3 separate regions of the Homo sapiens genome follow, and regions 1 and 3 are each linked to region 2. Evidence: chromatin contacts called from ENCODE Hi-C or POLR2A ChIA-PET data. All regions are on one chromosome and are shown on one strand. Each heading gives the region's core, a stretch centred on a gene start or an enhancer-like site at or near the end of the contact. The rest is flanking DNA. Distances are from core to core; before and after follow the strand shown. Region 1 has its middle 55 kb from the start of AKR1E2. Region 2 has its middle 110 kb from the start of LINC00703. Region 3 overlaps LOC107984195 (a long non-coding RNA gene).

Evidence for each region. Hi-C counts contacts between places; a loop is a spot of excess contacts on that map. ChIA-PET counts read pairs that join two places held with the same protein, here RNA polymerase II (POLR2A). Pooled maps may share reads with other maps.
Region 1: a map of ascending aorta shows a loop between it and region 2 (4-fold over the local background). The contact joins two enhancer-like sites. A Hi-C loop is called at or near these places in 3 of 168 maps with a recorded cell type or tissue (ascending aorta, gastrocnemius medialis and heart right ventricle) and 8 of 50 pooled maps. POLR2A ChIA-PET finds 5 or more read pairs at or near these places in 1 of 52 experiments (PC-3).
Region 3: a loop to region 2 is called in a map of sigmoid colon, with 2.1 times the contacts of the local background. The contact joins two enhancer-like sites. A Hi-C loop is called at or near these places in 1 of 168 maps with a recorded cell type or tissue (sigmoid colon) and 2 of 50 pooled maps. POLR2A ChIA-PET finds 5 or more read pairs at or near these places in 1 of 52 experiments (MCF 10A).

The regions. Positions count from the first base shown.
Region 1 is chr10:4,769,592-4,772,291 of GRCh38, forward strand. No RefSeq gene overlaps it. Among named protein-coding and RNA genes, the nearest start is that of AKR1E2, 55 kb to the right of the region's middle. Within about 2 kb of position 1,285, at least 9 of the 41 ENCODE cell types and tissues checked have a DNase peak (open chromatin) inside an H3K27ac peak, as active enhancers do.
Region 2 is chr10:4,497,719-4,500,418 of GRCh38, forward strand. No RefSeq gene overlaps it. Among named protein-coding and RNA genes, the nearest start is that of LINC00703, 110 kb to the left of the region's middle. Within about 2 kb of position 1,418, at least 3 of the 41 ENCODE cell types and tissues checked have a DNase peak (open chromatin) inside an H3K27ac peak, as active enhancers do.
Region 3 is chr10:4,060,316-4,063,097 of GRCh38, forward strand. All of the region lies in intron 4 of LOC107984195 (a long non-coding RNA gene), which reads left to right. Among named protein-coding and RNA genes, the nearest start is that of MIR6078, 71 kb to the left of the region's middle. Within about 2 kb of position 1,484, at least 14 of the 41 ENCODE cell types and tissues checked have a DNase peak (open chromatin) inside an H3K27ac peak, as active enhancers do.

The sequences.
Region 1 (2,700 bases), core at 35-2,534, 270 kb after region 2:
GGAAACAATACAAATGAAGATTAGAATTTTTACTATTTTTTTAACAAAATTAGCAAATCATGCACTTACAGACTCAAACACAAGCCTAAGTAAGTAGACAAGCATTTATTGTATCCACTGTACAATTCTTTCTCACCATTACGGAAATTAGCTTATTCCTGGATGGTTCAAAAGCTTCCTAAACACATGGAATTTAGATAATTACAAAAGGTTTTTATAATGGAGCCTCTTTTGCAAATCAATATAAAATTGTTAGCTGACCTGGAAGGGGGCACGGACCGGAAAGCCATTTGTTTTAATGGAGTCTTAAGAAAACTGCATAAAAAAGAATATGCTGTTAACGTCTTCCTAATAAATCAAAACAAGAGACTATTTGTAATATAGTAAATGTAACTTTGAGAAAATTTAATTATATTTTTTTAAAAGAATAATCCTGAATGTTGACTTGGAAACCACAGATTTCAGAACTTGCCTCTATATTACCAATATTTCTTTTCATTGATGCTCTAACCTCTAAAAACTAATAGTAAATGATACATCAAAATGCTAACCAACCTACAAAACTGAGTACTCCAATGTTTCTGAGAATTATTTGGGATATAAATTTAAAGCTCATATATGAATAAAATTATAATAAACTCATTCTGCAAGATTATGTATTAATCCAAATAAAATATATATTTGATTTTTGAAAATGTCACAACTTTAAAGAATTAAAATTTACATAAGATGAGAGAGGTTTTAATACACAGTTTAAACATTTGGAGGCTGAAATTAACTTTGATTCCAGCATTTTTTGCTTTCTGATTTCAAATAATTATGACGTTTAAAAATAATCAAAATATCTCAAAGTAATATTTTATGTTATAATTGGTTTGTTTTTACTTTGCCGTGAATTAGTATACTAGTTACAAAAATGGAAGCTGATTGGAAAAAAATAGAAAAATGTCTTAAAAACTTTTTGAGGGGTCATTTATTTTTTTAAGAAGTAACATGTATCTAATGCTGTCTTGGATACACTAAAAAGCACTTAAGACATATGTGAATTCACTTAATAAAATTGTTTTCCATATAAATATTATTTAAACTCCCTAAAATATTGTCTTTTTCTTTTCTTATTAAGGTATAAAATTTCTTTGCCTATTTCTAGAATTAATAAACAAGTTGCTATGAGCAACTTGGGAGAAACACAATAAGATTCTTTAAAAACTTTTTTTTCCGTTTCTTTTTTTAAGTTTTCCTGTTGGCCTGACTCATTGTGCTCTCACATCCCTTTGAAACCATATGGGGAAGTAATAAAGTGTGTCTCTTCTTCCAAAGATATGCACTGTTTATTAACTGACTAAGGGAAATACTATGAGCTCATTACTATTTGTCATACATGGTCATTCAATCACATTGAGCAACAGACAAGACCAGGAAACACCCGTGTAAAAGGACAATGGATAATGGGCAGTTTAACAGTTTAATTTTTTATGAGAAAAAAAAGAAGTTGAATATGACCTTAGATAAAATACAAAATACAGCAATAGTAACACTGCTGGCCATTTCTATTCAACAACAAACTCTCTGTTCTCTGCAGAGACTAGGAGGCAGGTACAGGATTCTGCCTACAAATAACTTTCTTTCTTTAGCACCAAATTGTGCCCAGTGTAGCACCACTTATTGTCCAAAGAATTAAAAGCCTTCAGCAGCAGATATTATTATTGTCTTTCAAAGATCTCCTTCCTGGGAATTCCATCACATGTAAACATATGCTTAAGGATTTAGCTCCATCTACAGGAAGCAGAAAATAAAACAAATTATTTGTAAATACAAAGTCCTCTCTGCACACATCCATTTAGATAAGATTGTTTTTGCTTCTTCCAAATGATGCTTTTGGCTGAGAAAGTTCCAGCGGAGAAAGGAGAGCAGTTAGAGTAGGAAATGGGCATATGACTCATCCATTCCTGGGGTTTTGAATCAGAAGAAAATCTGATTCTACTTCATTAAATAAATTTCTATAAAAAGCAGCCATTTATAAAACATGACTTATGAAACATATTGCCAAGGAGGAAGCCTCTCCCAGGATTTTGCAGGGATTTATCAAACAAGAGTCCCTGAATGTTAAAGTTTCAGATAATTCTGTCTCTGGATGTGGGTTTCATTCCCCTTCTTCCCCATAAACTTCCTATCCTCTGAGAATATGTGCCACCCCCCATAACTGTGTCCACTGAGCCAGATCCCAGGACAAAGGGTGTCAAGGAGGGTTGGAGGAGATGGCTTGGGAAAACCTGCCAATATCCTTTCTCAAAACAATGGCAGAAATCTGGGTGCTGTCTTCTTTCCTGCTCCACATTAATTGACAATAAACATAGCTATTTACTTAAGAGGAAAGCGGAAACTCAGAAATGGTTTGGTCACCAAAAACCACAAATGAAATATTCCATTTTCCCCAAAGTCATATTTATCCACTCTTAAACAACCTTCTAAAGAAGAGCGCATCGTTAGTTGGACATGTTAGTCAAGCCACGTCCTTGCCATGGAATGTTCTTCAGAGCATTGAGTGGAGATCATGTACCTCCACATTCCCGGAAGCATATGCCTCATGTTTCTTCATTGAATAATTCAAATCTAAAATTAGGGGTAAAATGCTCTATTGTACAAAGATGCTGCCTTGTTTATATACCCAATTTCCATTTCTAAATAAATGTACAGTAG
Region 2 (2,700 bases), core at 168-2,667:
AAAAGAAGAATTCAGTTACATTTCAGCACCCTAAATTGCTTAAGCACAGCTGTGGGGCTTGTCTTGGGTGAGAACACCAGGCTACGAGATGCTTTCCTATATAACCAAGGTATAGATAGGTTAACTATTCTATAGACTCATCTACCTGGGAATTTTATAAGAATTTAACAGAACACATTCAATGAAGTATGTCTGTCTTCCTACAGGTAAATTGACCCTATTCTTTATATTCTGGTTTAAAATTAAGAGTATAATTTTCCACTAACCTCCCAAAGTAGGTCTCAAAGGTGTTCCTGGGTCTTTCATCTCCCTGTTCTCAAATATTATTACTTCCTTTTATTCTGTAAGTAAAATCGTCCTGGACTTACTCTCAAGTGTAATTTTAAAAATCACTCATTTCTGCTGTGACAAGTAGCTGGGACCTGAGTACCTTCCCTAGGAATTCATTTTTTATATTTCTGCCACAGTTAACTTCTTTTAAATGTCATGATATCCATCTTTAATAAGTTGTATTATGGAGAACATGGCAAGAATGTGGCCAGAAGGATGAAGCAATTGGAAATTGAGGCACTGAGGAAGGGTTAAGACATGCAAGTTTTTGGCATGGAGAAGAGAAACCTGGAGAGGGGAACATGCGGTAGTTGTTTGTCATCAAGCACGAGGAAAGTGTCATAGGAAAGAGTCCTCAATCTGTGTGTCCCAAAAAGTAAACTCAGAAGTCACTGAGGGAGGCAATAGCAAAAATGAGTTTGGTTTTGTGCCAGGGGGACCCTCCACTGAAGCAACTCAGATGTGGATGGAGCTGCCTTGACGCTGGAGGTAGGTAGAGCACTGGAGATCACCCAAGGTGTCATTTTAAAAGGAATTCTAGCTGTTAAGAAGCGCTGGGCTGGAGGATCTTTAAAGACCTGTTAAATGGAGGATTCTACCATTCTCTGAAATGAATGTTCTCTACAAACCTATCATTCTTCCCTAGTGTTCATGTTTTTCCCAGTGACTGAGTTTTGCAAGCCAGTAACACTAAAGAAGAAACATTTATATTCTCTTTCGCAGTAGAGTTATGTTGAATAAAAGGCCTCAATGCTAACAGAGAAAATATGTGCTTTCTACTTTGGTACACACAGAGAGCTCATTAGTTCTAAATTTAGAAGTAAGCTTTAGTTTTGGAGGGACTCCAAGTTTGACTAATACATTTGACGATGTCCTTGTTAGAAAAAAAAATACCATGATGGAGAATTCTATTTTTCTAGGTTGGTATGTGTGGATGGAGAGGGAAAAACACATGCTCTTTTCTATGCGCTAATTCCATCTGTTCACAATTATTGAGTAGGTGTGCCAATTGAATGATGCTCAGTACACAGTAGGTAGGCAACGGGTGCTTTTAGTCTGACAGTATTTATAGTTCCTACTTGGCAGAGGTAAATCACTTAGCTAATTCTCAGAGCGTCTTGATTTAAACCAACTGCTCTATTTTTCTCCAGGGCAAGCTGCCTGGTAATGAGACACTGGTCAACCACAAGGCGTCATTTTGTTTCAGCAAAGTCTATTGAGCACCGATTAGGTGTAAGTAAACAAAGATAAACATAAGGAAATTAAAAAATAAGTAAGCAAAGGTAACCAAGATGCTGCATTTAAGAATCTGCTCTCAAGGAACTTGGTCTTGGCAGAAAGACACGTTTGAATAAGTAACTTAGTATCATTATCAGTGCTCAAAAAGCCTGTTATTTAGCATAATTTTTCTCTAGGAATCTTAAAAAACCACTGTATAGATAGTTCAAAATTCTCTAAACTACCTTGCTTAAAAGCATTCAATAACTTTAAATAAAGTATTTCAGTGTAGAGTAGTACTTTACCACATATTTTTCTCTCCATGAATATCAAAATAAATAAAAATAATTTGTCAGAAGCTTTATGTATTTTAAAATTAATAATAAAAATATTAAATATCAAATATATGGGTTTAATATGTTTAAAATATTAATTTTTAATTCTATCCCCCAAAATCATGACATTGTTTCCTATATGGAATTCTAAACCACAGTGATGTTCCCGTCATAATTCATTAGGCTAGCTCTCCCTCCACCGTTGACAGCAGCAGGAGGACACCAGCAGGGAGAAGTGGCAACGTGGAATGGTCAACTACACACGTATGCCTCTGGTGCCCACTCCTGCACCCTCTGATGAGGAGAAGCTGGGTGAAATAGTGGGACAGGTGATATTTAGTTACAAGCTAAATAACCACTGGCATCACCCTAGGATGTCACCATAACATGTTTTCCTCTTCCTCATCTCTCTGACTCTCTTGTTAACTTGATTGTAAAGTGGATGGACATCCCATTAGAACTCTGATTTACAAACTAATATTGACAGAAACTTTTTTCACACTGTACTAACTCAGACACACAGGCAGTTGTGTTTTAGATGCTGTTAATTTGTTAGAAAGAGAGTTGGCAATGGTGGTGACCCTGGATCACTACACTGAAACAGGAAAAGACAAAAAAAATCTAGAGATAAGTAAAAAGAATAAATATTCATGTACACTATATTTTTTCCTAAAAAAGAAAACACTTAACAGTTTGATAGGCCTACATGGAATTGACCTTCTAATATGTGGCTAATCATCATTTAATAATACTTAGAAACTAAAAATACTAATGAATCATTGAATGTCTCTCCATCTATTCAAATCTGTAAGTTCCT
Region 3 (2,782 bases), core at 234-2,733, 440 kb before region 2:
ATATCTTCTTTCGTGCATCAACAATTGTGTATAGCTTGCCTTAGGCTGAGCAGCAGGAGTGACAGACTTTTTTGGGGGGTGGGGGGCGTGCATCGGGGAAGAAGGGGAACCAAGAAGATGGGAAGGAGCCTGCAGAGGGTGTTTGGCTGGCATCACTTAGGCTAACCTTACCCAGGGCCAAAGATGTGGCACAGGCTGGCACAGAGTTGGAAGCTGATGCATGTTCATTATTTACCCTCAGCTAATGTCCAGTGCAGCTGCTGACATCTAGCACAGCTCGGCAAATCAAGCTGGCCAGAGATGGAAAATATTCTTACCCAAAACTTGATGGAATGCTAAGGGTGTCCCGGCATATTATCTGGAAAAATGTCATGGAAGGACTAGAAATTAAGCTGGATAAGGAAGACCTGATCCCTCCAGCTTAGAAACCTTACCTATTCAAAATAAGAGCTGCTGTTTCCTGTTGGATTCATAGACTATAATAATAATTTGTAATAATTTAGTTATAGTAATAGTTTCTTGTTACTATAATAATTATTTGTGAGAATTTGCTGGTAAACAGTAATTTTGTATTAGATAGTAATAATTAATTTATATTATGGTAAATCTAGAAATTACTAAATTTTATAAATAATTAATAAAAACTGAACCCCAAATTAGAACAGTGATGACAAAAGTAATAACGATAATCACAACAGTGTATATATAATATATATATATTTCCACATATAACTATATGGAGTTATCTTTATTATTCAGTTGCTCATGTATTTATCTGACTGTTTATTAATTACCTGGCTTCTAGGTGTTAAGCACTTTGTTATATGTTAAGTATACAACAATAAAGAAACAGATAGGGTCTCCATCCTCAGTAATTTGGTAGACTAGTGAGAGACAGGCATTAAACAATTAAAAATTCAAGGGTATATATTATGGCAAAAATGTGTTAAGGAAAAGAACTGGGACATGAGATAATTTATCCAAATTCCTACTTGGGTTCCAGTGATCTGAGGATACCCTTTAAGACCTTTAAGAAAATGACATTTAAACAGAATCCTGATTGATGGGCAAGAATCATTTTGGTTAAGAAATGGAAGGAGTTCATTTTATGCAGGAAGGGGAATGTGCAATGAGGTAAAAATACTTCCTGAAGAAGGAGCACTCACACATGCAGGCATGTGCAGGCACACCCACAACACGCCCTCACACATGACAGTCCAGCACGCAGTGTGCATAGACAGTCACGCTGGTGTCTGGCCCCCTCCCAGAATCTATGAAGATAGGACAAACTAACTGGGTGCCAAGGACCACAATTTTCAAAAACAAGAGCAGGGAAGTGCTGAGCGTCTGGGCAAATAAGTCTAGACTCTGATCTTGAAGATATGAATTCATTTCAGAACATTTGCTTGGACTATCTCCTTGTGCTTGCATAATCTTGCCTACACCACGATGTGCTAAGTTTAGACGTTCCTCCAGTCTTCCAGCAGGCAGTATGGCAGAGAGGGAGGGAACGGGCTCAGCCCAGGGCTCCCCAGTTCTGCTACCACCAGGGAGAGGGAGGGGTATTGTTCTTACTGCAGAAAGTGCCAAGACTTGAACCAAATGTTTATATTGTGTTTTTGAATTTCTGCTTGGGGAAGAGACAGCCTACCAATGACTTCAAGAAAATATGTTGGCTCTTTTTCTGCAAATAGCCTTTCTGGTTTTTATGGCAAATAGAAGAAATGTCTCTCTTTAGTCATTGAGCCACTTTGTTGTGATTTTTTTTCTAAAGTATGTTGAAAGTCATGTGGATATTCTTCTAGGTGTTGTGAGCTGTGCTATTTTCCAGCAATGTGGAGCTCCTCTCATTCCAAGAACAGGGCGATAATCTGTTATTGGAAGATGAATAATGTAGTTTCTTGACCAGGAGAAGGGGAGCAAGATGTTACTGAAGCAGTTTACAGTTGAGCCAAACTGCATGTTCCCTGAGTCACTTCATTCACGTTGTTTTATTTTGATTGATGGTGTATGAATTTTTTTTAACAGCTTTGACCTTTGTCCAAATGCTTCTAACTGATCCTCATCTTGAATCTACAGTGAGGCCATCAGCTGTGTCTCCCCTCCCTGTCCCTTCTCCTTCCTGTCATTCCACAAGCCCTTCCTGCTGAATCTAGCCCTAAATCCGGTTTTGTATTTTTATCCATGGCAGACCTTAGATTATTTCTGGTTGGGATTATTGGGATTATTTCTAAATATGCTGGAATTTCTGCTTTTGTTGTGTCCATCCCAGCGTTGATTTAGATTTTCCTCATTTTAGCATCAGAACGGACACGATTGCTAAGAATTCCTTCAGATCTGCCCATGGCGTGGAGCCACTTCTTCACCGTTCCAGAGCCTAAACCCTGCGAATCATGGGTGGCTGGCTGGCAGATGCTTCTCTTGAGAGTTGATAGTGTCCTTGGGCCAACACTCAACCAAGGAGCCCTGCGGTGAGATCACCTGTCACTCTAAGGAGAGAAACTGATTCCTACAGAACAGAGCTGGGCTGCAGTGGCCTCAGGGCAATAATGTCACAGGCCTTTGAACGCATTCAACAAAACTCCCAGTCTCTGGTTAACAAGCGAATGCGCCTGAAAGAATGGGACAGATAATGACAGGTGAATGCCCCCTGACCTGTGTGGCCAATGGCCCAGCAGGACTGGCATTACTCCAAAATTGTCAGAAATCCAGGCTCTCAGGCCCCGCCCCACCACCCAAACCAGAAACCATGTGGACAAGATCTCCAGGTGATTCAAATGCA